Regions from separate parts of the Homo sapiens genome. Here region 2 is linked to region 1. The links are chromatin loops, found by intact Hi-C in ENCODE. Cell type or tissue: dorsolateral prefrontal cortex. All regions are shown on one strand. Each heading gives the region's core, and the rest is flanking DNA. Links, peaks and the distances in the headings are about the cores only.

The links. Peaks named below come from ENCODE experiments on the same cell type or tissue, not always from the same donor. Only the 100,000 strongest peaks of a DNase experiment are listed, where the experiment ranks them.
Region 2: a loop joins it to region 1, with 2.6 times the contacts of the local background. A loop is called at or near these places in 17 of 110 quality-filtered maps.

Annotation. Positions count from the first base shown.
Region 1 is chr11:114,051,247-114,066,678 of GRCh38, reverse strand. ZBTB16 (zinc finger and BTB domain containing 16) reads right to left here and starts at 6,968. Exons shown (of 7, transcript NM_006006.6): 1 at 6,797-6,968; 2 at 2,111-3,468. The coding sequence starts at 3,378. RefSeq lists a silencer at 7,118-7,412. In dorsolateral prefrontal cortex, for the core only: CTCF peaks have their summits at 7,027 and 7,280; DNase peaks (open chromatin) are centred at 6,028, 6,378, 7,098, 7,668 and 2 weaker places; H3K4me3 peaks cover 6,229 bases; H3K27ac peaks cover 7,083 bases.
Region 2 is chr11:114,124,550-114,139,981 of GRCh38, reverse strand. All of the region lies in intron 2 of ZBTB16 (zinc finger and BTB domain containing 16), which reads right to left. Among named protein-coding and RNA genes, the nearest start is that of ZBTB16, 73 kb to the right of the region's middle. In dorsolateral prefrontal cortex, for the core only: a CTCF peak has its summit at 9,135; DNase peaks (open chromatin) are centred at 8,442 and 10,188; H3K4me3 peaks cover 2,772 bases; H3K27ac peaks cover 8,000 bases.

The DNA of each region.
Region 1 (15,432 bases), core at 2,525-10,524:
CGAATATAACATGGCCAACTCTCCCTCTCTCCCCAGAGGAATGAGGGTCTTGCTGAAGGGGAACTTGGAAGTCTCAGGAGAGTGGTATCTTTTGTGGCCCTCTCGGGTAAAGAAAAGCAACCAGGAACCAGGACCTGATGAGAGCCAGAAAAACAATTACTTCCCACCATACCCAGTTCTCATAGCACACAGCCGAAATAATTCACATCCGGAAAGATGATACATCTATCTGGTCAACTTTGGGGAGCGGGTTTCCTCTTTAGGAAAGTTTGAGCAAAAACAAACACAACCTCAGTCTATTTCTGAGCGGTACAAGCATCAAGAAGACACACCTTAGTGGCGGTTATTTTTCGCACCCACTGGAAAAAGTCGGCTACGTTTAGCTCTGCCACACTTTCCACAAGTTAAGCCTCTGAGCTGTCGAGGAGGCAGGGTCAGAGCAGATTCCGGCTAGGGGTGATGAGATCAACTTCCAGATATCCCCACCCCAACCCCTCTCACTCACATCCCCCGTACCTGAACGAGCAACAGGGGAATGGGGGTGAAGGGGGAGGAAGTGGAGAATCCACCCAAGATCAGCAAAACAGCAGACCACAGGGTATGCAGCCAAATGCTGTCGTCAATGACAACAGAAAGCTGGATTTCTTGACTCCATTCATCTGACCCAGAAACTAGAGGATAAAATGATGGGCACGTGGTTTATGACAGAAGCAAGGAAAAAAAAAACAAACTCGCTACTTATCCCCCCTGTTATTTACTCCACTTCCTATAAGCAATCTTCAAAACGCTCTGTTCCATAGACATGATCCTCTTCAAGTCTAAGTGACTCCAAGAGGCAGCAAAGTACCAGGGGGTAAGGACCTAAATTTGAATCCAGCTCTGCCTCTTACTATCTATGTGACCCTAGAAAAGAGACTTGACATCTGAGCCTTAGTATTGTTCCATGTAAAAGAAGGACATTACCAGCTGGACACGGTGGCTCATACCTGTAATCCAGCACTTTGGGAGGCCGAAGCAGGCCGATCACCTGAGGTCGGGAGTTCGAGACCATCCTGACCAACACGGTGAAAGCCCGTCTCTACTAAAAATTCAAAATTAGCCAGGTATGGTGGTGCGTGCCTGTAATCCGAGCTACTCGGGAGGCTGAGGCAGGAGAATCACCTTAACCCGGGATGCAGAGGTTGCGGTGAGCAGAGATCACACCATTGCACTCCAGCCTGGGCAAGGAGAGCGAAACTTCACATCCAAAAAAAAAAGAAGGACATTACCTATCTCAAAGGGCTGTTGTAATGAAAATGCAACTCATGGAAAGTGCTTAGTACTGAACCAAACATGTCATAAGAGCTCAATGAATGGTTATTTCATAGAGAAGGAAACGGAAGCCGGAGGGAAGCCAATGCTAGCCTGAAGCGGCATTTAGTTCAGTGTGAGCAGAGATGGGATAAGAATGAGACTTCACAGGCTGCAAGACCAAGACTCTTATACCCATCCTTTCCCCTTGCATTTAAATCAATTCCCCCTAAATGCATGTGCAGGATCAGAGAATGAGAAGGGAGACAGAGCAAGGAGATTAACTTTCACCAGGAATAAGGTTCAGAACCTGCAGCTGCTCTTGTGGCTTAAGCAGCCCCCAGACCCTCCCATTCTCCCAAGCTGCAGAAAGGGACAGGCTGTCTTCACAGGGACCACTGCATGGGAACCCGAGGACCTGAAACCTAGTAACATGGTCAGATGCAGGGCCCAAGAGACCCTCATCCCACTCCTTTTCTCCTTCTCTCCATTTTATCAGTCACTCCAAGCAAAGGAGAACAGACCAAACAGCCGAAAAAACAAACAGGGGCCCAAAAGCAAAAAACAAAGGGAAGGGCCTATTAAGAAGCTGCGCCCATGAGTGTCCCCTGGTGCTTTTTGGAAAGATCCTAGGCCCCCTCACTACACTTTAAAAAACCTGCTCCCCTCCCCGCCAGAACTTTAGAAGAAGTGTTCTGGTTTTTTCACAAATTGCCAAGACAGGGGAGCCAGGCCCCTAACTTGGGAGCAGCCAGGGTGTGAAGGAGGGGTGTGAGGGCCTCAAGTCCTACATCAGGTGCGGGGCTGGAGCGGGGCCTACCTGTGCTGCTCCACAGCCTCGTTATCAGGAAGCTCGACCCCACACACGCTGCACTGCTCTCCGATGGTCCGGCTCTCTGACTTCATGCCCACAGCCAGCTCCCCCAGCTTGCTGAACAGCTCCCTCTGGATGAAGCCCTGGGGCAGCAGCCCCCCATAGGTGCTGAAGTCCATGGAGACAGCCAGGGCAGGCTGCACGTGGAGGCCAGAGGTCACGGAAGACGGCATGCTCAATACAGCGTCAGCCTTGTGGTTGGGCAACACGGAGTAGATGCCCAGATGCTTCTCAGGCGGGGGTGCTGGGTGCTCAGGTCGGCCAGTGGGGGCCTGGCCAGCCTCAGCTGGGGGTGGCACCTGCTCGGCACTCTCCTCTCGCCCATAGTGTAGCTCCCTAGCACTGGTGATGACGCTGCTTCGAGTCGGGGTCCCAGGCCCCTCTTTGCCTCTTTCCTCAACCTTGTCCCCCATCCCTCCTGAGATGCTGGACTCGGCTGCCCCAGGGCTGTCCTGGCTGGGCACCTCATCCACCTGCATCATCTCCGTCTTCACCTCAGCCACCCCAGGGTGCCGCCCACCCCCAGCCAGAGTTGGCTCCTCGGGCCCTGCAGGTGGCTGAAGAGTTCCCTGCAGGAGAGACTGTCCTATGGTCATCAAACTGTCCACTGCAGCCTTGGTGGGACTCATGGCTGAAAGACCAAATGAAGTGGAGACTGAAGGGCTCTGGTCCACCATGGGCCCAGGGAGGCTCTGTCCAGCCACACTGGCATACCCACTCTCCTCGCTGGAATGCTTCGAGATGAAGATGTTCTTGAGGTACCGAGCCTTGCGGTCCTCTTCTTCCTCGGCCCCGCCATCGGCCATGGTGGCCTCCGTGTCATTGTCGTCTGAGGCCTGGATGGTCTCCAGCATCTTCAGGCACTGTTCCTCCAGGTACTCGATCTCCAGGATCTCGGCCGCATACAGCAGGTCATCCAGGTCCTCCGCCTTGGCTTGCAGCGTGGCTGTATATGCATACTCCAGAATCTGCTGGAAGGTCTTTGGCGAGAGGAAGTCCAAAGTATAGTGTTGACTATTGCGGTGGAAGAGGATCTCAAACATCTTGCTGGTGCAGGCCAGCACCGTCCGGTGGGCGTGGAACTCCTGGCTGTCCACCATGATGACCACATCGCACAAAGTCCCGGCCAGCCGCATCTGGTTGGCCTTGCACAGTAGCCCCGTGGGGTGGCTAGGGTTCTGCAGCTGGATCATGCCCATTTTTGTCAGATCCATGGTGCTCCCCTCGGCTCAGGCATGAGGCTTTCTTTCCTTCTGGGCTCTGCGTGGCGGGGCTGGGTGGGCTTCCTGGGCCAATAGAGGAGGCTAGGAGAAAGAAGAGGGGAAGAAGCAAAAGAGATGAGAGAACAAAAGACAAATTCATCAGTGTCCCTAAAAGTAAGAATTCAACCACTACAACATGCCCCCTCCTCCCTGTTGCCAAGCCCTTAGCAAGAGGATCTTAGAGATTTTAATTGAAGTAGCTTCCTAGAAATCTACAAATCTGCCTTTCAAGCCAGGGATGCTGAGAGTAAAAAGAAGGTTCTGCCACAGCAGATGCCTAATTCACTACTCTATGACATCTGTTAGATGAAGTGAAATGAAAATTGTAGTGAAGTCCTATAAGTCCTCAGCTTTCTCTGTGTCTGAGAGTAGGGGCTCCCTAGGCAAGGCCAACATTCATTATGATGAAGTGCACTTACTTAAAATTAGCAAGACTTTAGCCCCTTCCTTGTCAGCTTCACGCCAGCCCCCTGGATGTCAAGCCTTATCTTTAAACAGTTTTTCCAAACTCTGCCTCACTACAGGAGCCCCAGAAGCAGAGTCAAACTCATTGGAGGCCAGGAGCCTGTAGCCATGGCCACAGAAATCTATGGACACTGGGCTCTCCTCCGCAAAGGCTATCCTCTCACCATCAGCCTTGGCCTCTGGCCTTCTACTGTTCTCAGGGCTGCAAAGCACTGGCAGACCCAAGGCCTGTCCCCATCCCTAGGTACTAACAGGAACACACACAACCCACACACTAACTTGGGTCATTTCTACCCACGGAAGCCTCAAAGTTATTGTATGTATAATATAAAATCTGAACTGTGTGTATGTACACCAGCCAGAGACAGACAGAAAGAGTGTGTGGGGCAGGGCGCGGTGGCTCACGCCTCTAATCCCAGCACTTTGGGAGGCCCAGGCAGGCGGATCACCTGAGGTCGGGAGTTCGAGACCAGCCTGACCAACATGGAGAAGCCCCGTCTCTACAAAAAATACAAAATTAGCCAGGCGCGGTGGCACCCGCCTGTAATCCCAGCTACTCGGGAGGCTGAGGCAGGAGAATCACTTGAAACCGGGAGGCGGAGGTTGCCGTGAGCCGAGATTGTGCCACTGCACTCCAGCCTGGGCAACAGGAGCAAAACTCCGTCTCAGAAAAAAAAAAAAAAGTGTGTGTGTGTTTACACACACACACTTACGTAAGGTGTCGTACCTACCCTCCTGCCCACAACTGCCCGGTGGACAGGAGGATCTAAAAAACGAAGAAGGATGGGTCATTAAGGTATGGAGAGAGACCATAGTTAAATATGGTCCCCTACAGCCAGGAGTGCTCATGCTGGGCTGGGTGTGTGAACTCCACGTGTGTCCCACAGGCTCCAAGGAGTCTGCAAGTCCTGTGACCAGGGGCAGCAAGGGATGCTGGACATGGCTCAGAGGCGCTGGAAGTGATATTGGCACCAGCACCTGTGGTGTGAGTTACAACCAGTACGAAGGGAAGACAGGGCTGGGAAACAAAGGCCTCTCCCAGAGCCTGTTCGGGATCAATAAGAGGGCTCCTAGACTCCAAACCTCGCTTACAGGAGTGTTAGAAAGACCGCGCAGGCCCAGGACCCTCCCCGTGTCTGTCTTACAGCGACCAATATTGCAGTGAATGCACTGAGAGCAAGGAACAGCAAGGTCTCTCCCTCACTCTTCGAACACTGCTTGCTTGCCTCCACCCCCAGAAGGAGCTCTATCAGTTCAGGAGCCACCAAGCTCACGCAGAAAGGATTCACAGGACGGCTGGTCAAGACATTTTTGCTGCCCGCCCCGGGGTGGGGACGGAGGCCGTCAAGGTTGGGATGAGCATTCAGCCGAGCCGAGCCACCGCGTGCTTTCCCGCAGACATCGGGGTTTCTGAGAACTAGGAGGGAACAGCCAAAAGAATGGAAGCTTGGCGCCCTGAAACAAGCCTTTTGGGTCCTGAGGGAAATCTGGGCGCCCACGGGCAGCCGTCTCCCCCACCCGCCGCTCGGCGCCCGCGATCCGGCTGGCGCTGGCTGCAGCGTCCAGCCAGGCGGCGCGGGGAAGAGCCGGCGATAACCCGCCCGAGCTCCGGGGATCGACCGCGCTCTCACACCCCCCCAGTTCCCAGCGACCCCCACCGAGACTTGGAGACGACTTCAGCAAACTTGGGGAAGCAACTTTTCCCGAGGAGCTAGACTCCTGAAAGAAGGAGAGCTGAGCTAGGGACGAGGGAAAGCGAAAGAGACGGGGAGGAACGGCGACAGTCCGGGCGGGCTGGACTCCGCGGCGAGAGCGGCAGGGGAGGCGGACCCGCCCCGCGGCGAAGGGGAAGCACAAAAGCCCCGCAGCGAGTTGTGGGAGGAAAGGCGAGAAGGGGTCTGCCCGCCCTCCCTCTCCGACCCAGGGCCGTGACCCCCTGGGAGCGACCGGCTGGGTCCCAGGCCTCTGGCCAGCGGCGCCAGCGGCCAGCGCGCCCGGCCCAAGCACGGTGCGAGCGTCTCGGGGAGGCGGCGAGCGAGTCGGTGCGGAGCGCTCCGTGCGTCCGGGTGGTTCCGCGGGCCGGCGGGACCGTGCGCATTTCAAGCGCGTGCGGGAGTGTGCGAGGCGCTGTGCGAGCTAGCGGCGGGCGCGCCAGGGTGGGAAAGGCATCCCGAACGCATCAGGTGCAGAGACCGGCACCCACCGAGAGCGGCCGGGAGCGCACGGCGAGCTCCGGTGTCACCGCCGGTCCCGCCGAGAGCCGAGGAGGGCCCGCAGCGCTGCAGACCCTCTGGAGCTTCCCTCCCTCCCCTGCAAAAGGGGGGTGGGGATCAAGTCCAATCAAGAAAAAGCCCACCACGTTTTCTCAAAGAGAAACAAAACGTAAGCAGTCCCAGTCCTGCTCCCCTCCGCCCCCAGATCTACTCGTCAGCTCCTCCGATTCTAGCTTCCCAGCCGGCCGGCGAATAAACACACAAATAAATAAACCACAACCTTATCTTGCGCCCGCGCACCGGTCCGCATACATAAGAGCACCCACGGGCTCTGTTGCTCCGCCAGCCCCTGGCGGTACAAAGCCTCCGGATCCCCGACCCCTCTGCTCACGCCCTCAGCCCCCGCACACCGCTACGCCCCCCACCTCTCACCCCGACCGTGCCCTGAAGAGGAAGGGCTGGGGAGGCAGCTGCGCCCAGGCTGACAGCCGGGGCTCCCCCTTCTAGCCGACCCCCAACCGGTGGCGGCGACGGCTGCAGCGGCAGGAAGGGAACACGCCAAATAAAAAAGGCACAAGCCCAGCGGCCGAGTGGCCGAAGCGAGCGCGCGCCCCCCAGACCTCTCCAGCCCCGGGAAGCCCCGGCGCGCGGCGCTCGCTGGGCGGTGCGCCTCTTCCCGGCCCCTCACTCACCGCAGCCGAGCCGGGCACTGTGGGGTGGGTGTGCGTGCCTGTCGGGGGGTGTGTGCCTGTGTCGGGGAGGGGTGTTGCTGGGGAACTGTTGCTCTCCGTATCACGGCGGCAGCGACAGCATCGCCCGGCAGTTCGCAGTACCCGCTCTCATCGCCCTCAACTCCTCTCTGCTGCGAGGTTAGCAAATCACCACCGGCTGCTGCGCCTCCGCCGCGTCCCACGTCAACGCCGAGCCCCCTCCCCTGCAAGGCCCCGGCGCCTCTCCATCTTTAGTGCTGGCGGCCGAGCCCGGCTCCCTGCCCACAGCTGCCCCCCTTCCCTCCCCCCTCCCGCGCCGTCCCCGGGCTCAGCCCGCCCACCACCCCGCACTGGCCGAGCCCGCGCGCGCTCCCCGCCCCACCCCTCCTTTCCCCTCCCCTCCCTTCCCCTCCCTTCCCCGCGCTCCGCGCTCCGGGCTTCGCCTGACATCTAGCTGCTGCTGGGGCGCCGGCGGCCGCCTCTCACCGGCCGAGCGGAGAGGAAGGAAGGAGCCAGAGGACAGGAGTGCATGGGGACTCAGAATCCTTAATAGGGGAACTGAGGGTGAAGGGCGCGCAGCAGCCCCCACCTACTCCCAAGATTTTAATTTGCACTGGATACGGGTTTTGTCCCCCCCTCCCCGCACCCCGGTGCTCAAGCACGCAGTTTTGTCTCCTCTTCCAATGTTTGCCCCAATTCAGTGCGTGTCATCTCGCCTTTAACTTTTTTCTCATGGCTCGGGGCTGCAGTCCCCCTGACATCTGTTTTAAAAGGCCGCTTTCCTAGCCCAAACCCGGCCCTCTCATCCTCCTGGTTACTGCGCGCCTCCCGGCTTGAGCATCCGGATTTCAATAAGTCTCCCGAGGCAGAGTTCGCGGGCGCTAGTGAACCAGGTGCCAGAAGGTCCGCGGGGATCTATTGTCGAAGCGAGACACCCGTTTTTAGCTGTCGCGATTGCTGGAGGCCAAGGTCGAGTCCTGGGAGAAACTTTTCTCTCTCCCAAACCTTGGACAGCCTCTCGGCTCTGCCCTCATCCTACCCCCCCGCCCCCCAGCAATCTGGGTGGAAACAGTTCCCGAGAACTGCGCCCAGCTCAGTGCACAGTCTTCAGGGGGCAGGGGGAAGCTTGGACAACCTCTGGGCCCCTCAAAAGTGTGTCCTCCTTCAGCTGGCCGCCCTACTTCAGAGGGTAGAGCAGCCAAAGAAAATGTACTCTTCCTCTGACTGCAGAAAGCTGCCCTCTCCCCTTTTCCCTGGAGCTGAGCGAAGGTAGGGTGCCAGAGGCGGGAAGCGCTCTTCGGGCACGGGCTGTGGATTCTGACCGAAGCCCAGGAGGTTGGGGTGGGAGGTGGGGGTGGCCGAGAGCGCCATCCAGGGTTCTCAGGCCAGTCAGCCCTCGAGGTCACGCGGTTTTAGCAATGCGGAGCTTATGTCACCAAGGCCTGAGTCTGCATGTTCTGTCCGTGACTCACGGGTGGGCCAGAGGTTTTCCGCAGGACTCACCTAGAATCACACCTCCATGCGTGCCTCTGGCACTGCCCCAGACCCAGTCCCATGAACTGTAGGGTCATGGAAGGTGGCAGAAATCTGTATCTGTTCGCTGAAGGCCAGGCGGTAGAGTTTACACATCGGAACTGATCCGGGTTCACAAGAGCCGCTCATGAGGCAGCCCCAAAGACGGGTCATTCCATCCCAGCAAGAGCCACTCCTGACTCTTAAGAGCAGGGAAAGCTCAGCCCAGCAGGAGTCTGCGGAGAGAGCTGGGCAGGGGAACACACTTGAGTGAAGGAAGGGCTCCTCTGATAGCACGGGATACAACCACATCAAACCCAGGGCAAGCGGAGGGGAAGCCCAGTCCCTGGGTATTCATTTCATTAACAATAAAGAGCAATCCCATTTAGAGACTACCTGTTTTTCTAACTAAGGTCTATACACCCTGTTAGAGGAAAGGGATTTAAAGAAAGTTAGGAAAGAACTGGGCTGCAAGGAGAGCAAGAGTGGAGGGATGTAAGGAGAGGAGAAAAGACCCTCCTGGTGCCTCACCAGGGAAACAGAAGAAAGAATCACTACACTTGTTGAGCTTCTGCCTAGATAGTGCCTGCTGGAGGTTTCCGCTTTGCTGTCCACATCCACCTACCAGCCTCTCCTCAGTGCAGTAGCAGGAGAAGCACACAATTAACCCCTGATCCTAATCTCCTATTAATCCTCAAATCAGAGAAAGAGAGAATCTCTGGAAACAATGGGAGAGAAAGCACAATCCTCTATGGCCCTGGCCTCCCCACCCCCGTGCCATATTCACTCTATGTGAAAATCTCCCTTGCTTCATAAACGCTGCCCATTAAAAGCCCAGCCCTTGTTAGTAAGTGTTAAAGAGAGATTAATGCCTGAATTTAAGAGGTGGAGAAGGTAACAAAAAGGAAGAAGGCAGGCGAGGCTGTGGGCTGAATGCCAGCATTGGGCTCCAAGCATTTCCACTTAGCGCTGAAGGCTGGCTGCACAGCAGTTTGATAAGGTTTATTGGGCCCAGATAAAGCAGCAGCAGCTCCCCCACCAAAACTGGCACCATTTATAGCCAGAGCTATGTCCTTGGGTCCTGGGAAGGCTGATGAGAATCCTCAGTTCAGAGATTTCATATGGCAGCACCTAAAAACAAGCAGGATGGAAAATTACAAGAGAATACTCAATCTCTCTCGCGCGCACATGCCCGCTCTCTTTCTGTCTCTCTCATGTTCGTGTATTTAGAGTGATTTTTCTTTTACATTTTTTCTTGAAGCGTCTTTTAAGGGAAACCTGGGTATCAGTTCTAAAAATACAGGAGATCTCAATCTTAGGGGGAGATCATGCTAGAGACAGAGGAATAGATGAGCTGGCCTTTGCATGGAATTCCATTGCTAAATCTTACTCCCTCATCTCCCTCTTTACCCATGTACCTCCCACCACTGGCAGCCTTTCAGAGCTCAGTTAGTGGAACAGGAGGGTATAGCAGTTCTAAGAGATCATACAGGAAGGAGACAGCGAAAATAATAACTCATTCTGAGCACTGACTACGAAACTCAACACATTACCTATGTTGTTTTATTTAATCCACATAACAATCCTATTAATGCAGGTGCTATTATTTTCCCAATTTCTGTGGACATGAAAACTGAGGTTCAGAGAGATTAAGTGCCTTACTGCAGACTGTAGATCTATTAAACATCAGAGCTGAAACTTTAAATCAGACCATTCTGACTGCAAAGCTCATGCTCTTAACTTCTAGATTATGTAGCCTCTAGTGAAATAGATGAAGGAAGCAAGGGCTTTTAATTTTCCTTCTTCTCTTACTCTGCTGAGGCCAAGATCTGTGCAGCAGCCAGCCAAGCTGAGGACCAAATGGTTCTCAGCTTGGTCACCAGGTAAAGAGACTTAGATCCCCCAGGATCTTACACTTTTCCTCCTCCCTCAGAATCTCAGGCAGAAATTGGGGAGGGGGCTTTGAATTACAAAAAAAAACTTCAACTAAAGAGATAGGAAGAAGAATACAGTGGTGTTTTGAGTATCTGAGTATGAATGGAATGTTGCAACTCTTTAAGTTCCAACTCTTAATTTGGAACATATATTTAATTTTTTTATTTCAAAGTAAACTTTTCTATCGTGATTAAAAAAATCAAAGATCCCTACCTTTTGGGGAGAAGATGCCACTTTGCATTTCCCCAAAAACTTGTGATGAGTGGAAAATGAAGCATGTTCAGGGAGAGATGCAGGTAGTGACGCCCCTGAGTAGAGGAAAAGTATTCTCTGCAGTTGAGAACTCCAGATTGCCACTGGGGAACGTACCAGGGCATCAGACCTTTACCCTGCCAGGGACTGTTAGGGGAAGACACCGCAAGCCTATTGTGTCCATTTCTGGAGTCAAAAAATCTTACAGTCTTACAGTCCTTCAGATCATCATTCCAGACATCTACTATAGAGCTGTAGGTGATGTCAACAATTGGGCAGAGTAGGCTGGGCGCAGTGGCTCATGCCTGTACTCCCAGCACTTTAGGAGGCCGAGGCAGGCGGATCACTTGAGGTCAGGAGTTTGAGACCAGCCTGGCCAACATGGTGAAACCCTATCTCTACTAAAAATACAAAAATTAGCCAGGCGTGGTGGCACGTGCCTGTAATACCAGCTACTTAGGGGGCTGAGGCGGGAGAATCGCTTGAACCTGGGAGGTGGTGGCTGCAGTGAGCTGAGATTGCACCACTGCCCTCCAGCCTGGGTGACAGAACAAGATCTCATTTCAAAAAAAAAAAAAAATTAGGCAGAGTGGAATTTACTCCTGCATATGTTGACATTTTGTTTTTGTTTTTAAATTTTAATTCTTTTACATTATGTCCTTAGATGCCCCCTCCAAAAAGCAGAGGGGGAAAGAATCAGGTGATGTATGCATTCCGGTTAGTTGAGGCTCAGCAAACCAAATAAGACAGCTTCTTTGATTAGTGATTGCCATCATCCCTCATCCCCCACCCCACCACTACCACCACCATCACCGCCCCAACCAACAGAGACCTGGTTAGTGGTGTTTACAAACTTGAGTTTCTCTCCCAGGTGCCAAGTATGCCCTTCCCTCATCTGTAGAGTAGAGAGTGACTTTTCAAAAGGGTAGGAGGAGGGATTTTTTTTTTTTAGCTCCTGAGGCCTTGGGTCACTGTGACCCCAAGATCTTCGTGATTAAGGAAGAAAAAGCTTTTTCTTCTCTCTCTGTCTCTTTCCCCAGCATATTGCAAATGGTGTTGGGACCTAATGTTGTCAACTCAGATAGCAAATCTGAGTTGTTATTAGTGCAAAGATGCCCTAAGGGGGTAGGCACTGAGGATGAGATCTGCAACGAATGTTATGGGGAAGTGTGTTTATAATTATAATGGGATTTAATGTACACTGGGACCAGATGATGGCAGCCATTTAAAAAAGAGATGCTTAATAAGAGAGGTCCCTTAATGACAGGCAGCAGGGCTCAGGATATTATGGAAGAAGCACGGTGTTTCACTGGGTGTCACAAACCATGTGCCAGGTTTTATGGGGTTCCTAACAAAGCTTTGGGATGAAGCATAGCAACCATTGACCGCTGTCAGCTATCGGGCATGATATTTGAATATTGTCTTTGAGAGGGGCATACGCACTTAGAGGAAGGCATTTTCTCCCTTTCAGATACACATACTCACCTAAGCACGGACACACAGGCTCTAGGCCAACATTGAATAGTTTTTGGTGTTTCTGGGAATCTGCTTTGTTCTGCAAAAGCTAGCCTCAATTTCAAAACTAAAATTTCATCACTAGGGAAGGGTGCATTTTCCATATCGTGTGCATGAAATGAAGCAGCATGAGTCCTATTATGGGTAATAGGAGTCCCACAGATGAATCCCCAGACACCATGCTGAAAATTAACCCCAAGTCCTCATGGGGAGACATGGGCTTTTTTAACAGTTTGCTGTTTCTTTGTTGGGGGGCCAGGAAGAGGGGATAGGTAACAGTTTCTTATGCTGTTTAATAGCGGACTGCTTAACTTTTGAGTTAACATTATGGATTTCAATCCACGGCAGCTATTTTATAACAGGAGTGTTATAGTAATGGACAAAGCCATGCAAAAGGAAAACCATGCTCCTTAGAGGTGCCACCATAGTCCAGAAATACAACTCCACGTCCTCTACCAAGTTTATTATTTTTTTTTCTCTCTCTCTCTCCTGATGTGAAAGAAGCATATGAAAACCTCATTCATCGAATACAGGCCTCAACCATAGTTACTGTGTTGGCTGTTCACAAAACATGATATTGCCAGACTTAGGGTCCTTAAAGCAGAATATTCCATTTATCCTGACAGGGAGAAAACGCAAGGGGTAAGCAAACACTCACCTTCCAGTCACGTACTCTCAGACACTGAGTTTCTGGAGAAGCCTCTTTTCAAATAGCAGTGGTATGTCAGGGGCACACAAGCCATAAGAAGAAACTATTTTACTTGATAACAGGTAATTTATGCCAATCATATTAAAATTATAGCAAGACAAATGCTCGTATCTTGTGGAGTGGAATTGCAAATTTGTGTGGATTTGTAAGATGAAATGAAAGACGTCTTTGGAGTTCTCCCTTGAGAAAAGCTCAGTGCCTTTCCCTGAAAGGACTGAGTGAGTGGAAGACCGGGAGATGCCTGTGAGCCAAGGCTGTGGTGGGCTTTGAGCCAGACACTTTGACTCTGCCTCCCTTGCCAGGCCAGGTTCATTTGTCTCTTCTGGAAGTCATTGCTGGATCTTGGATGTAATCTTCTCCACCCACCCTTGAGTCAGATTTAATTTCTCCCATTCTCCATAAGCCCCTTAGCACTATCTGAACATTTATCATAGTATTTACCACCATCTGCCTTATATCTGACTGAGTCATGTGCATTCTGACCACCCACTCCTTTGTGAGTTTCTGGAAGGCAAGGCCTCAGTCTTGTTCAATTTAGTATTTCCACTCCCAAGCCCCAGAGCCTAGCACACTGTCAAACAGAGTAGATGTAAATGTTTGTCGATGAACTAACTGAAAGCATGCATGCATGAATGAATGAATGAACATAGAGACCAAATATTTTAGGAATTAGGGAGAGAGGGGACCATTCTGTATTCAAACATTTAGGGCAGAATTCTTTGTGCTATGAGGTTTTCACCAACCTTTGAAAGATGAATGGGATATGGATAAGGGTTGAGGATATCTGTGAATTTAATTGTATACAGCTAATTGAGAGTATAACTGGGCTGTTTCAGTTGATGTCTTCCCCAGTGGCCTAGAACCAAGCTTTTCTCAATATCCTAGAAGTTTTAATAAATATTTATTAAATTGTCTGGGCATGGTGGCTTACGCCTGTAATCCCAGCATTTTGGGAGGCTGAGGCGGGAGAATCACGTGAGTCCAGGACTTGGACAGCAGCCTGGGTAACATAGTGAGACCTCCTGTCTACAAAAAAATAAAAAATAAATGAGCTGAACATGGTGGCATGCACCTGTAGTCCCAGCTACTTGGGAAGCTGAGGAGGGAGAATTGCTTGAGCCCAGGAGGCTGCAGTGAGCCGTAATGGCGCCACTGCTCTCCAGGGTTGGCAACAGCATGACAGCCCGTCTCAAAAAAAAAAAAAAAACCTGCATTGAATTGAAGTGAAATGAATTTGTTTGAATCACATTGCTTATCACTCTCACAATGGCCTTGTCATCCCAGTCCGAAGTAGCTAACCAGTTCAGGGCAAAGAGGAGAGCATCTGACCCCTCCTAGGGACCCCAGCGGATATAGGACTGCTGACTGAATCCAGCACTAGCATATGAGACACGCATTAGGCACGAGTACTGACAGATTCACTCTGCTGTTACCAGGTGTGGCAGAGACTGGCTAGCTGTTCCCCAAACTTCTTCCTGGGCACACCTACATTTTTCTGGCTTAACTTGCAGTTAGGTGCAGGCCATGTGATTGAGTTCTGGCCAATAGATTGTGAGCAGAAATCCTCTGTGCCGCTTCCAGGACTGGCCCATAAAAACTCCCAAGTGGAACTCCACATTCCCTTTTCTTTCCTGTGACTTGACCCCATGAGCATAGAGCTATCTTAGAAGCTGAGCAATGAAAGACGTCAGGGCCAGGATGGACAGAACCCAGAGCCCTGAATTACGCTTAGAGAAGAGCTGCCTGCCTACTAAAAAACATCTATTTTGGACTTTATATAAATAAGAAATAAACTTTTGATGTCTTCCATAGGGCTGCCAAATAAAATAAATTAATGAAAATGTTAAATTTGAATATCAGATAAACAATGAATAACTTTTTAGTATGTCTCAAATATTGCATGGGACATAATTATACTAAAAAAATTGTTTATCTGAAATTCAAATTTCAATTGTTTTTTGTTTGTTTTTATTTTCCTAAATCTGGCAACCCTAGCTTTTAGCTATTATATATTTTTCAGCTTATTGTAGTAGCTAGCATTACCTTAATTAATACACCTTGGTTTCATTTGTCAGAAGCAGCAAGGATATAACACCTGAGCTGGGATTTCACCTGGGACAAGGAGAGGCCTCCAGATCCACTTGACCACGAGGAAGTGATGCATGGGGCATCCTGTGTGGACAGGACCAAAGGGCAAATGAGGAAAGATCCTGACAGTTTCCAGTTTACCCGTTCTCCTACGAGCCTCTTTTTCCTTAGCAGCCTCTTCTACCTGACTGGGTTTCTATGGGTGCAAGGATGGGGGCAGAAAGGAAGGCATCATAATGTGGACCTATTCAAGACCTTGGTCAAGCCAGTGATCTTCCCATCTTCCGCTTCCTCCTTTGTACCGTAAATACTTTATGCTCCTTTGTAGCATAAAGGCTGAGAGCTTGGGCTTTGATTTAATCAGGTGGGTCTATATTCAATACGTCCACCACATTGGTCCTGGGTGGTCTCAGGAAAATTACTTAAGCTCTCTGATTTGCAGTGTGCTCGCCTGTAAACTGAGGACAATTAGAGTATCCACCTCACTAAAGTTTCTGTGAGAATGCTCAAGGAGTGCCTGGCCCACAGTAAAAGATCTGAAAACGTCAGGTAATATTAGTGTTGTCAGGTAATCTCTTTCTTTCTACCCTCCTCCTCCAAAATAACA
Region 2 (15,432 bases), core at 4,540-12,539, 71 kb before region 1:
GCATGAGGATTACAGAGTTCAAGAGCTGAGGTCTGACACGCTCTAGGAGCCCTCGGTGCCGTCCTTCCTATCCTGACATATGGTACTACAGAACATCTGGCCTTGGAGGCTGGCCAGCCACTTGCTCCCCCGGCCTCCTCCACAGCCGCCCATTCACAGAGAAACAGATTCTTTGCGTGAATATCAGGGTGACGGGCCTTCCGGACACTCACTCTGTTTGGTCACTTGCCAGGAGGCTCTGTCTTGCTCCGTAGTTGGATGCCAAAAAGGCAAGAAGATGCTGCAGAAACTGGCACCTTCCATAAGAATCCTCTACTACACACACACACACACACACACACACACACACACACACGTGGACCGCGGGCACATACCCACACACGCCATCTCTCGCCATCTGTTTGAGCAAACTGCTGGTCTTTGGGGGGGGAGAAGGAAACCTCTTAGAGATATTTGTTTAATATCTGAGCAGTGGGGGAGCAGATGAAGTATGCAAGTTTCATTTAGAAAATCGTCAAGAAACTATTATAGTAAAATGAGGCTTCCAGTTTCCAAATAAAGCTGAAATGATCACACGGAACAAACTGGCGAAGCCGGAGAGTGAAGAAGCAGGAAGGAAGTACAATAAAAATAATAACTGGAGGAAAACAGGAAGTCATGAGATGCCAGGGAATTAGCGGCAGCCCCCATCCCCTTCAGGACTGGGGATCAGTGTGAGCAATTGGCAATGGGAAAACCGCAAATCAAAAGCGACAGCCTGGAGAAGGGTCTCCTTCCATCTTCAGAAGTGTGGTCTCCATGCTCCAGCAATTCCTCTGTTCCTAGATGTCCATTTGCATCTCAAGACTTGCATTGTACAAATCCTCACAAAATCACTCTGGAGGAGAAAGAGACTGGCATCCATCTCTTACCTCTTTTTTTAGAAAACTGGGCTGAGAGAGCAGGTGAGACGCAGGAAATGAGTAAGGAGCCTTGTAAGAGGAAGGGAGTAGGCCAGGCACAGTGGCTCACGCCTGTAATCCCAGCGCTTTGGGAGGCAGAAGCGGGTGGATCACTTGAGGTCAGGAGTTCGAGACCAGCCTGGCCAACATGGTGAAACCCCATCTCTACTAAAAATACAAAAATTAGCTGGGCATGGTGGTGCATGCCTGTAATCCCAGCTACTCAGGAGGCTGAGGCAGGAAAATCTCTTGAACTCGGGAGACAGAGGTTGCAGTGATCCGAGATCGCACCACTGCACTCCAGCCTGGGCAACCGAGCAAGACTCTGTGTCAAATAAAAAATAAAAAATAATTTAAAAAAAAATTAAAAAAGAGGAAGGGAGAAAAGAGTGGTAGTTGACTCAAAACTCAACACAAACTTATTGCCTACTAAATGCAGGGCAGAGCATTAGCCACCACAGAGAGATTCAAAGAAACATAATACACAGGCAATGCCTTCAAGGAGCTTACAATTAAGTAGGGAATGCAAGACATATGTATGTAAAAGACTTTAAAACAGTGCACACTAATAATGTATGACAGGAATAAGGGAGATGCAAAACTTAGTGCTAGATGAAGAGGACTAAAAGTTTGGAATGTAGGCTCCAGGCAACCTAAGTAGAAAATAACCTCTTCTCTCCGTGAAGTTGATTGCCATCGGGGAACACCACAACCACCTCCAAAAACCTATGCCTCTGTCCTGCAGCTCTCACATCCTCTCCTGGCCTCCACTGCAAAATTCTACATCTACCAAGCTCGAAATATGAATAATATGAATGCTACCTGCTCCTCAGTCACATGGCCTGTTTTACTCTAAAATGGCAACCCCCGTAACTGTCATTTTGCATTAAACCCATGACTGGTCCTCCTGCCCTCCCTCACCACTTGCCTCTCTCTCCAGCTTGGGAACAGAGCCTGGCCGCTGGGGCTGCCAACAGGTCCCGTGCACCCTTTCATCCCACTCCATGACAGGCTCTGCCCCAAGGGCCCCACAGCCCACGCCTTGCTCCTTGCCTTCCTAAGAAGCTGCCAGCACAGCAACACCTGCCTGAGCGGTCCTCTCACCGATGCACAGCATGGGGCTGGCCACACTCATCACCAACATGCAGATGTGCACAGAGCAGTCAGGCAGCACCTTTCCCACCTCTGTCCTATTCCCTAGGGGAGGAAGGAGACTCCATCCAGGTCCCAGAAAGCCCCTTACTCCAGTGTGGACATTTCTCCATTGCCTTGCTACACTGTTTTCTCCAGAGAATCCATCCTATTCCCTCTGCCCAAAAAAAAGGGCATGGTCAACCTTAATGAAATAAACTGTAATAGAGTAGGCAGGTAACTTCATCTCCCTTCCAGAAGACACAATCTAATTCACACTCTAATTGTCTCGCTGGAAGCCTCCGGGCCTCTCTCCACAAGCGGGCTGGAAGGATTTGGAAGTGTCATGGCCTGGAACTCCTCAAGTCTAGTCATATAAATACTTAATTGCCACTGGAACATCCACATTGTGTCACTTTGGTATACCCAACCAGTGTGTGGCCAAGTTCCTTCTCTGGTGAGGCTGAGACACGGGAAGTGCCATTGGTGGCCTTTTCATCTTTCTCTTTCCACTTCCATTTCTTTCCCAAGACACTTCCATTTTGGAGAGCTCTTCCTCCTGAGAGCTAGGGAGAGGGCAGCGGTATGAGTGGGAAGACCAACGGCTTCTTTAACTGCTGTTGGCTGTGACCTTAATCACGACAATGAAGTTTAGTTTCTCTTTTGGTAGAGAGATGAGAATAGCAGACTTCAAATGGTAGAAAAGGGTCGGTCTCCTGAACAATGTACTCCAAAGGTCACTGCTGCATGCAGGAAACAAGAGAAGACACAGATGCAATGTCTGTTTCCATAATAGTTTAACCCTCTAAGAATCAGAGGGCTCAGAGAGCCTGGGAGGTCCCTGGGCCCTCTATGCATACAGGAATAAATGAATGTACTCAAGCATTCCAGACAGATCTCCCAGAATATTTTTAAAGACCTCCAGAAAAGAAATGCTATATAGAACCTGGGATCATTGTGGTGATCTTGGTGAGGCAGGAAAATGGGATAGGAAGTGTGAGTATAGGACATGTGACTAAGGAATGAGAGCTCAGTCATAAACCCCAGAGACAGCACGAGGTGACCTACAAGGGAGCTAATGCCCTGCAGTTAAAACTACACTTGAATCTTAAAAATAAAATGGAAGCCCCAAAGACAAAGTCATCCTCAGTAGAAATATTCTCAAGTTCTGTGACGAAGAGTAAAACCTCCCCCCAAAAAAACCCACCCCTTTTAGTAGGCAGTGATCTGCCCGATGATGACTTTCATTCATCTCTTGGTGGGGGCACACTGGAAAGCTCATCTCTGTAGCTACCACAACTCATCTACAGCCCTCAAACTGATAATAGAAGGTAAGAACCTCAGAACATTCCAAATGTTGCAATAGTAGGGGGAACAGCTCTCAGACTCTCACAAACTCTCTGTAAGATCTTGCATGAACCACTTATGCTCTCTAGGCCTCAGTTTCCCCATCTGTAAAATAAGATGCTCTTTCCTACTGACAGCCTGTGGACAGATCTGTGATCTATGAGCTCAAGAGTCCCTCCCTTATGTGCACAACATCTGGAGAGACTGAAGCCAGACTCTGTTTCCACAGTTGCTTTTGGGTGGCCCCCCATAGAGCACCCTCAGCCCCCAAACAGTGGGGGCTTTAACCTTTGCAAAATGCCGAGATAGTACTTGAAGGCTCATTTTTAACACTTCTAGGAGAATTCGCTTATTTTAAAAACTACACCCAGGTTGTTCACAAAAGGAAGACAAGTTACAAGAAGGACTCCAGCAAAGGAAGGTTGAGAAGGACATCAGCACCCCAGGCAACATTCCTGCTAGAGTCCAAGCCTAATGAATTCAATGGCATTCCATGCAACCCTCCTCCTTTACTCAGAGCCCTTGCCACGAGATTCCACACCGCAAAGGGAACTCACCGAAGAAAAGGAATCTCCCCCACAAGAAGGAAGTGAGGGGTACAGAGAAGATGTGGGAAAAAGGCAGATGTTCTTTCCTTTGAGCTGAATAGAAGCTAGGCTGAATAAGAGTCCATCCTCCCTGGCATTTCAGATAAAAAAGGACTTCTGCAAGTCACTTCCTGTTGCAAGAGCACCCGAGAACAGTAAAAGGATCAGCACTGGCTCCCATTTGCCCAAGGATGAGCCACTCAGATTTCTTCTGCCTCACTATATTAGTTCCCTTTTGTTGCCATAACAAATTACGATAAACTGAGTGGCTTAAAATGGCACAAATGTATCTTATAGTTCTGTAGGGAAGGAGTTCAAAATGGGTCTCGCTAGGCTAAAATCAAGGTGCTGGCAGGGCTTTGTGGCTTCTGGAGGGTCAAGGAGAGACTGTCCCCCTACCTTGTTCAGTGTCTAGAGGCTGCTCTCATTCCTGGGCCCATGGCTCACTCCTCCTCTGACTCTGACACTGACACTGACTCTTCTGCCTCCCTCTTCCACATTTAAAGACCGTTGAGGTTATGTTGGTTACAATGGACCCAGGTGGATAACCCAGCATAATTTCTCTATCTTAAACTCAGCTGGTAAATAGCCTTAAGTCATTCCTTTGCCATGTAATCTAACATACTCATGGGTTACAGAGACTAGGATGACATCTTTAGGGAGTCACTATTTTGTCTACCACACTCACAAATTGTACATCTTCAGGAGTGGGTGTTTCATTTCATCATGGCAGCCACAAGCTGCCATAAGGAGGTGGAGTGTCCCACGGAGGGACTCACAAGTCACCTTCCTAATACCCCAGGCACAGTATGCCAGGAATTTCTGGAGCACTGGAATGTATAGTTCCCCCCGGCATGATCCACTAGCTGTATCTGTCTCTGTGTGTGCACACATGGGTATACAGCTGTGTGATCTCAACCCCCAAGAGAAGGAACTACAGCCTATATGCATTCTTGCATCTTCCATGGGATCTGGCGCAACTCTGGAGTCTGAATGACTCAGTGAATACTGGTGGCTTATCTGATCCTAGGGCCAAATAATCCCAGAACCAGGGAATTGCTAAATCTTAGCTTTGGAATTAATCTGAAAGGTATTTATTTAAAAGAACACAGCAGTGTCTATCATACAATAGGCACTTAATTAAAGTTTTTCTCTCTTGCTTCTCTCTCTGGTTCCATTTCTTTTATCCATTTTCATTGTTTAAAAAAAATGACTTCACAGATGAGGAGGGTGAGTTAAAATATGAATAAGGACCAATAATGAAGCTTTTAGCACATTTGAGGATTTTCAGTTCTTCGAGCCTTACCTATCTCCCACCCATCAACTTCATGGTCATAGGAACCCTAAATTTTAACTGTGCTAATTACTTCAACTGTGCTAATTAATTTCAACTGTGTGGTCAGTCCTAAGTATAAAGGGCTATATCTAGTTTCTCCAGTAAGCCATTGGCTGACCCCATTCCCATTTATCAAAAATAATAACTAGCCCTTTCCTTACCCTCACATCTTAAGAGACAAATGAGCTTCTAAGCCTGTGATACCAAAAGCTCTCTATTCCCCACCTTGCCTTCTGCTACCACCAAGTTTGGATACCAAAAAGTACAAAAGAAAAAAGAAAGAAAGAAAGAAAAGGCCCAGTACGAAGCTGTCATGTGAAAATACAGCTCTGTTTGGCAGCAATGCAACCAGAGTTGGGAGATCAAACCAAAGCTGCCAGAGGTTTGCAAATCATTTTTTCCCTTTACCTACTTTGGCGCCAAGACAAACACCAGGGGCAGAGCAGAAGGCAAATGCAATGATGCTGGTGAGCTCGCAGAGTCCTACTAAATTAAGTGTGGAGCCCACATTCAGATTATGTTAAGCATTTTTCACAGCCCTGCCCATGCTAAGAAAAACTGTCACGATCCAGTGTTGAGACACAACCAGCTGTGCTCCCGTGCATCTCAGGAGCCACACTTCACACCTGCCAAGCTCTCCACTCTGGGCTTTTTGGGTACTGGTAAAAAGACGAGGCCACTGAGCCCACCTCCATGGGAGATGTCAACATTTCACTAGCCTGTGGGGGCCTCTAAGGAGATCCATGAGGGATAGCTGCCTGAGAAAGGTGTTCTTTGACACTGTAATCTGGCCATCAGCCTAGTCTGCGGTCCTGCTATAGTCGTAATAGGTCTCTGAGGACCATGGGGCCAACCCAGTGGAACACCTGTGCCACAATGCCCTTGGGCCACCAGGGGAGCAATTTCCATGGATGCTGACCTGCCAGGAGACCCATTTCCTCTACTTAAAGTCCCTGATCTAGTAAACCAGGGCCAAGACCACTGAGGCCCAATTTTCCTGCCTTATGCGTGGGGTCACTAAAGGGACCACAGGAAGAGGACCTGAGAGGGAAATCTTACCAGCCCGATGACTGCTCTGTGCCAGGGCTTCAGCCGAAGCTCAAGCCTTAAAATTTAAAAGCCCCTCAGGGGCCTGTTGGACCTCAAACTCACCTGTTGCTTTTTGAATTCCAAGATCAGAGTGAACTTTGGAGAGGTTGGGCCACCTCCACTCAGCGGCTAGTGGGCATGCAGGAAAGGGGCATGGCAGAAAAGGCAGATGGAGACCTTCAATGGAAGATCCAGTGGGCACTCTGCCAGCAGGCCCTGCTGGGGCTGACCAGCACCACAAGGTGCCAGGGGTGGGGCAGGGCTGGGGAGGAGCCAACGCCTCTGGTTTAGGGCATTCACTAGGATTGAAAACTGCACCCCCCACATTTTGTAAATGGACCCGTCCACCAAGAGAGTCTGGACACCTCAGCGAGGCAGGACACCAGTCAATTTTGTGAAGAAGGGAGTAGAGAGATGGACAGGCAGCAATTTTGATTTTGGCGAGATTTGGAAGGTTACCAGCACTGTGAGTAGCTGCACTATAAAAAGAGTCAGACACTAAGTATTTCCTTTCCCATAAAATATTCATTGCCGCATGGAAGAGCCAAGAAGCCGAAACCTCAAGCATTTCTAACTTTGTACTGCAGTAATAACAGAGTTTTATAGGAACCTTCTGATTGTACTTACACCAGGCTATAAATACACTTCTATCTCAGAGAAAGGAGGGGAGACACATCTAGACCCCCTCAGAGTCTATACTGTAACAAGAAAGACCCCAGGTACACCCACAACTCCATTTAGCATTTCGGCTAGCAAGCAGCAGATGGAGTAATCCGTGATAACAGCTCTTAAAGGAGTGCCTGCCGGGAGGCTCCGGCCCCTCTCATGAACAATGCTCGAGATGGACTCAAAACCTGGTTTATAAATGGTATTGCCGTTGCTTAACAATGGAACAATATCCAGAGCACTTTATATTTACTCAGCTCTTGGCAATTTACACAGGGCTTTCCCATCCCTTTATCCTGAAAACAAGCTTGCGAGGGGGCAGGATGGAGGCTCAGGGAGGGTAAGCAACTTGTCTAAGGTCACACAGCTAGAGGGCAGCGGAACTTCATCCCTCCGACTCTACCCCCAGGCCTCTGGTGCTACCATTGTCCCTACTGACAGACATTGTAAGGCAAAAGGCTAAAATAAAACTTGAGAGATGAAGTGTGTTTGGGCTGCATGGCTGCCCTTTGTGAGTGATTCAGAAAATCAATCAGTCTTGCAGGCATAGTTTTTTCCTTTTTAGTTTATATGAAATAATGAGCCCCTGCCAGAGGTTACCATGATAGGTAACCTGCACAAATAAATCAAGTATTGAATGGTGTATCTCTAACTACTCATATGCATTCACCAGACACACACAGACTTCATTTAACCCGTCTTGTACAGCATTCTAGACCTATACCTATACCTAATAGGTATAGGTTAACAAAATGATGTGTGACAGTTCCAGAACATTTGACATTAAAGTTTCATTTGAAATTAAGTTTAAAAGATTTTTTTTTTACTGTCATAAAGGAGGTCCTTCAGTCTTCCTAACTTCCGCCGCTCCCCCTTTCACACACACCCAGTTAGATTCTGCATAAGGCTTTTTTGGTATGTGAACTCATTGACTCCCAAGTATTTTCTCAAAGAAAGTCAAAGATACAGAGCATGCAAAATCTCCCCATTTTCCCCAAGATACATATATCATACCAAAACCAGACAGATTCTGCCGAAGACTCACTTAGAGCCATTCAAACCAATGAACATGTTTACACATTCTGAAAGCAGTTCTAAGTCTGTCATCGTCAGATTGTCTCTGACCCGCGGTAAGCAGAATAAACCCTGCATCATTAGAAAGTGCTACCGGAAGTCTCTGAGCATTTTAGTTTGAACTGCAATGAAAAAAAGGGGGGGAGCTATGTCCCCCCTCTCGGATTGTTTATTCTGCCTAGCTCAACTTAAAGCTAGTGTGGCCCTCATGGTTTTTAATGGCCCTAAATAACTGAATGAATTTGGGCATTCACTGGAGGGCCATCTGGGGACAGGCCTGCCTATCTGCAAACTGGCAGGCTTCCCTATTTGTTCTGTGGAACAATAAACGTCAATGAATTCGAAGTTTCAATTATTCAGAACGTTTCCAGCACCTGACCCTTAAAAAGAAAAAAACAGAGAAAACAAAAGATTTTATGTGCAAGAATTTAGTAAAAATTTTGGGACAAAAATTTTGAAAGGGTTTCTCAGCCTCAGCACTATTGGCATTTTGGACCAAATAATTCTTTGTAGTGGGGTGGGGGAGCAGGAGAAGGAGACTGTCCTGTTCACGATAGGAAATTCAGAAACAGCCCCAGCCTCTACCCACTACACATCAGTAAACAACCTCTTAGGTTGTGACAAGCAAACATGTCTCAGGCACTGCCAAATGTGCCCTGGAGGACGAAATTGTCCCCCATTGAGAACCACCATCAAAGGGTAAACATGAATCCAAGCTAGTTCTCCATCTCCTGTATGCCACTGTGCAATCACAAATGATAACCAAAATACCGGCCCTCGTGTGCTGCAAGATCATGAAACATCAAAGGATGCAATTACCTCACTACCTTCTACTTACAAAAGCAGGAAAATATCCTAGTCTGTTTTGCAAAGCATTTCAGCAGTGCTTGAACTAAAAGGATTTTCCAGTTAAGCCTCAGTTAGCCAGAAAATGTAATGAATTATCATCGCTCTATCCTGAATATTCCAGTTAACTGTTTCATTTTCTTTACATGCGCATACACACACATGCACAGTATCACCTTAAGCCACGCTTACTTAGCCTCATAAAGAAATTCAACTCTCAGCTGAAAGCATCTATTTTATTTAGGAGCAGTTGGGAGAGTGAATTGGGAAAGCAACTGCAGAGGAGATGAAATGAAGTTTTGATCACCTCACTGGATGCTGTCTTTTTGGTTGTCCAGAGCTCGCTAATAAAAGCCACTGCAAGCCTAGGGACTGCTGCCTACCCACATTCATAGCCAACCCATATACAAAGCTCATACATATTTGTAGATGCGTGTGCTCGCAAGCACACATGCCCATACACAGCCAGCCATCGATGCTGACACTTATGAATTATACACAGTCATGCCCTTGGGGCACAGCATCAGTCCTAGATTCACAAGTGCCACGTCTCAACTAACCTGAAATATGAAAGTGGAAGTGGCCAGGGAGAAGGCCACTCTCCAGCCAAGACCCTCCACCCTGCAGGGTGCACAAGGGCCTCCAACATGCCTTGAGAGTTTTTCAGCTCTCTCCAAAGACAATGCAGCTGGCGGAGTCCAGAGGGATACATTCCCTAAGGCTCTAGGCGGTCACCTGGATGATGCAGTCTTCTCAGGGATCAGGACACACCCTTGGGACATTTGCTGTTTACCCCCAGAAAGAGAGTGTGCCTTCAAAGCAAACAGGCCTCCCTCCCAAGCTAACAAGCAGAAACTTTTCGTAAGTGAAAGAAAAACAAAGCCTGCTCCTCCCTGGGCATCCTGTCTCTCTCTAGGACTATCATTAAGAGACACTTGATTTCCACACACACCTTGCTCGTCCAAGGAAATCAATATGAAAATCAATTCATCCACTGATATATTTTATCAAGATACATGTGGCAATGCCACATTTCATTTACGGTGCGGCACTCAGAGAAGCCAAGGTCACTGGATAGAAAGCGGGCCGCAGGAGAGAAGGAGGGGGGAGAAGCCCATATTCTGTGCTGGCTGCAAATAGAAAAATGAATGAAATAGGAACAGAGATAGAAAAGGGAGCCTAGGGATGCAACAATTACTGTATGTAGGAGGCGCAGCGTCATTGCGGCTTGCCAGCTTGTTTAAATGTGAAATAGTTGGTAGATTTAAAATGCTAACTATTTTTCTTCTGACCATGGCAAATGGAAAATGGTTTCACAAGCATGCCAGTCAGTAGAATATAAAATATTTCTGAGCAGGAAATGAAGAGGGAGGAAGAAGAAAAAGGGGCGGAGGGCAAGAGAGACCAGACAGAATCTGGCCAAGACAAAGAATGAAAGGGAATAGGCAGGTGGGCCAAGGGGCGCGTGCTGGGAGCCTGCGTAAGGCAGGAAGCAAATGGGCATTTCAACAAGCCTTGGGGAGGAAAATTATGATATCTGCATGGCTGCAAAGGGGCATCGTTTTAGTAAATTTGAAAGTGATTTGCCACACACGACACCATCCTACTCCAAGGGTTCTCTGCCGGCTCCGGTGGCTGCGCCACGGATCAAATGTACTCAGTAATTGCAGAGTCACTGCTACCCTCTCACCTCTAAACAGAGCAGATTAAAATAGCATGAACAGCTATAATAACAGGTTTGGGATTCAGCTTTTTACAGCCAGAAAAATGCTTATGGAAATAAGGATTTTGCTGACTATTTTCAAAGTGAAGCAAAGGAGAGAAAAGTAGCCACTGGAGCTGAAGACAAAATTGTACCTGGTGCCAAGTGGGTTCTGGGCTACCACACGCCCCCACCCACGCAGACCCAGATGAAAGTGGCCAAACAGATTCTGGGCACCTGAACGCACATGGGGAGCTGTGCTCTGCTCCCTCCCAACCCGCCACTGACACTGGGGCCTGTCTCTGTCCCTTTCCTTCTTGCTCCAGAGCTCAAGAGGTCCTGCAAACTCTATTTGGGGTCTTGGAGACTCTATCTCTCCCTGGTGTTTGCAGTAGCCGCCTCTGGGCTGCTTCAGTGCCCCAGGGCTTGGCAGGATAAATAGCACATCAGGGGCAGGTGACAGACGTGTGCCCACCTCTAGGGAAGGCACTAACTTAAAACCCTTCTAAACCACCCAGGCCTTCAATGGCCAGAACCCACAGCCAGACACCACTTGTCTCTGAGGACCTGAACTTCACTTTACAAGATTACAAGTCTCCTCCAAACACACCCAGGAACAACAAGCACAGCTAACCCTCATGAAGTGCTTACTGTGTGCCAGGTGCTAATAAGGGTTTTATTGGCTTCACCTCACTGCATCCCATAACACACCCTAGGAGCTAGTCGCAGTTTTTACCCGCCATTTCGCAGGTGAAAAAAACTAAAGGTCAGATGTTTAAGCAATTTGCCTAAGATCCTACAGCTAGAAGTGTTGGAGCTCGGATTCAAACCCCAGACTGTCTGACTCCAGAGTCTGAGATCTTCACTTCACCCCACTGTGCCCATGTGGCCACGGCCATGCAGAAGTAGTGGGTGGCTGTCGTATCCGGGAGGTGCTCCCGGGTGTTCAGGCTGGCAGAGAGCAGGTGCCTGGGCAAATGGATCCTGGTCATGCAGGGTCACTGCCCTTCCAAACCACCAACACCTTGGGATCCCCCCCAGGCTCTCCTAAGGAAGAGACATAGCTCTAGTGGCTTCTCGCCCATGGCTGCAATGGTGGACACACTGTGCTAAAGCCAGGGACCAGACGAGACTGAGTTCCCAGAGAGACAGAGATTTTCCAAAGTCTATCAAACTGAGCAAGAAAGGCTTAGATCCAGACAACTCCCAGCCCTATACCCTTCCCACTGAATCTTTCTTAACTTGCTGGGAGTCGCTAGCAATGGAGTCAGGAGGCTGGGGATGGAGGAAGGACTTCCTCTCAGTGCCAAGACTCTAGCCTTCCAAGGGGGAGACGGCACCAAGATTCTGCAGCTCCATCCCAAGACATGTGCTGAGCTTAGGTGCGCTGTCCAGGGCAAAAGGCTAATCACATGACCCAAAGCTCCTCTCCCGGACTGTGGAGGAAGCACATATGGCATCAGATGGGAATCAGAGTCTGCATAGCCATGTGCTAACAGTGGATGGAAGATTCAGGCTTCACCAGCAATGCAGTAGGCCCCTTTCTGAGTTCTTCTGACTCCCCAGCCCCTAAATAACCCCATTCTGAGGTCCCCTTTCTGATCCTTCCCTCCTCTAACTATTGACGCAATTCCTAGTCAAGAGCTCAAAATCAGGCACTGCCTCCTACCCATCCACAAGCACCTGAAAAGCAAAGTATTCTTAGCAACAGCAGAAGCAGCCATTTAACAGAGTGTGTATGTGTGTATGCATGCATGTGTGTGTGTGTACTGGGGTGGGGAGTGTGAGGGACATCAGACCATTACAGTGGTTCTCTAACTTTAGTGTACATTGGAATTATCTGAGGGGGCTTATTTAATACAGAGTTCTGCTCCCACTCCAGGAATTCTGATTCTGGCCCATCCGTGTGGGCTGAGGAATTTTCACACGCACACCATGGGAGTCCAATGCACGTGGCTCAGCAGGTCACTTTGAGAACCCTTGATCTGCAATGGAAGAGAAGAGACGTCTAGGCTGGGGATTCTCATGAGAGAAGCTGCACCAGGAGGGCACATCACACAGGAAAGGCTTTGAAAATGCATACGACCCCCTCCCACCATCACGCTGAGATGAAGGGGCTACACTGCTGTCACCAAGCTCTGTGATCCAGGGGAATAGTGGAGTTGGGGGGCAAGGGGGAACTGCAAGAGCCAGGGAGTGCTAACCCTGGGGTCCAAGGCTGGGTCCAGAAGCCAGCATTCCCTAACCTCTGCTCCAATGAAAGAAGAAAGGACAAGGTCCTGGCCTTCAAGATGCTTACAACCTGCTGCGGAGAAGAGACTATTACACCCAAAACAATCAAGGAACATGACAAGCTGATTTCAAAATAACCACAATTTCGTCAGGCAGAGACTCCATTCTAGAGTTGACTGGGAAGTGGAGAAATCAGGATGGCCCCTCGTAGGTCAAGGAGCTCACTGGGTCCTCAGGCCATGAGTGGCTTCTCTCCCAAGGTCATGTGACCTGGGCCTCTAGTTTCAGCCAAGGACACACAGGGTCTCCCTCCAGTTTGTGAAAGTCTCCAAGGAATAGACTTTCAGAACCTCGCTCAAGAGACAGTAATGTCTGACCATCCCTTCAACCTCTCACCTCACCAGTGTCACTGCAGCCGGATCCCTAACCCCATTCTTGATGAAGACAATGCCAGGGCCACTCTCAACAACAATACTCAGCTTCCTTAAAATGGATGTGAAGGGCCTCACTACCTTCTCTGTTTTAGACTACATCCACCCAGCTCTACCCAGGACCAACCCCAGAAGACCCAGTTGAACAGGCTGGCCCAGATCTATAGTCACCCACAGCCAGTACCACCTCAATAACTTGACATGTCCCAGAGGTGGGAATGAGGCCGGAATGGACAGCTGCCAGGAAAACTGCATGGATAATGAAACAGAGAGAAAGAGTTATTAAGGTTCCTATTTTATGGCTCCTTCTAGATCACATATTTCAATACAGAGCAGCAGATTCACCTCGTTTTAAGACCAGATGGGGCAGAGCTGGCATTAGACAAAAGCATTATCCACGCCTGGGCAAAAGAAATGGATTCCAATGAGAGATCACAGAAGCAAAAGTCTCAGTGCCAGAAAGATCCTAAAAATGGCAGAACCTATGGGGCACAGCTTGTTCCAACCTTTCCATCTAGGAGGACACATTTAACAGGAGCAGGAGGCTGTGGATATGACTGATGACTTGCTTCCCAATGTACTCCAGAACTCTCCTTTTACAAATAAGGACACATCACTCCAAGAGTTGGAGTGTGCAAACCCAGATCTGGCTCCAAAAGGCAGTGATATTTTCACCTCTTCAGGAGAAGGCTGCTTTGCTCCTTTTGTTCCCTCTGTTGCCTCTTCATGTGAAAAGAGATGCGTATTGTGGAGTGAACTTCCTTTATGGGGGTCAAGTAGGACCGTAAAAGACCTCCTCTAGCTGTCTGAAACGAAAAAGGTCTAAAGCAAGATGGCGCTCCTGCAACAAACAGCACCTGGACCCCCTCCAGCCAGCACCGCTTCTGCCCTAGAGGGAAAACCAAAGGAGGCCAGGAGGTCCGACTGATCTGGGGGAGGAGACTTGGAGGACACCTTTCACCTCCTACTTTCCTGCAACCATCTCCTCCTTGTGAAGGCAAGACAGGCCCCTTCTGCAGGCTCGATGAAAAAAAAAAAAGTCCTACAAGGAAAGACAAAAATGAAAACAAGAATGACATCATGTGGAATTTGTGTGGGAAACCTGTTGTCGGATAGTTAGATAACCTTGGGCACACTCCTCAACTCCATGGGCCACAGCTTTCTCACCTCTAACACACAAAAAGATAATACCACCTGTCTCCTACCTCAAAAGGCTGCTCTACGGTTACATAGATCAGGAAGGAAACCAGTGGGGCAAACTATTAAAAATCAGTAAACTCCAAATGGGTAAGGTGATATGGGTGCTCTCTGTATTATTCTTGAAACTTTTCTGTAAGCTTGAAATTATTTCATAAAAATAAAGCACATTCATTTCCCTAGAGGAGAGCTGAAATGGAGAGCAAATAAGGAATACTGTTAATTCTTTATAGATATCTTTGTACTGCCTCTCTTGTTAAAATGAGTGTGTGTTACTGACACTGCTGTCATTTTTTTTTTAACTCCAATAGAACTATAAAGGAAAACAGGCAGATGAGGAAGGTAAAGGATCTGGGATCTGTGGCTGACCCCGAGAAGAGGGTCAGGCCCAGTAACTATCTGCCTCCCTCCCACCCTTTAGCCCACTCCCTTTGTGCTGGGAGAGCAAGAGAGTGAGCATGACCATGCCTCCCCAAACACAGTGCAAGCTTCCTGAGGTCAAGAGACTGCTTCTCTTCTTGCTCATGAACTCTCCTCCTCCACAGCACCCTCGTGCTGCACTCCACACTCAGTGGTCATTCAATACCTGCGTCCAACTGACAATGAGAGCAAGTGAGAGGCTGGAACAGGTGTACCCTGCACAGTCATTAGAACGGAGAGATTTTCATCAGCCTGACTTGGCTTAACTGTCTCCTTCTGGTACATGAAGCTCAGGTTTCAGGGATATGGCCAAGAGATGCTGATTTGCCAGTGGCCGAAATGGTGAGGTCTTCTCAGTGCTATGGACCCAAAGGGTTAATGTTCAGTTGGTTTTTTTTGTTTTGTTTTTGTTTTTTTTTTTTTTTGGTTTTTT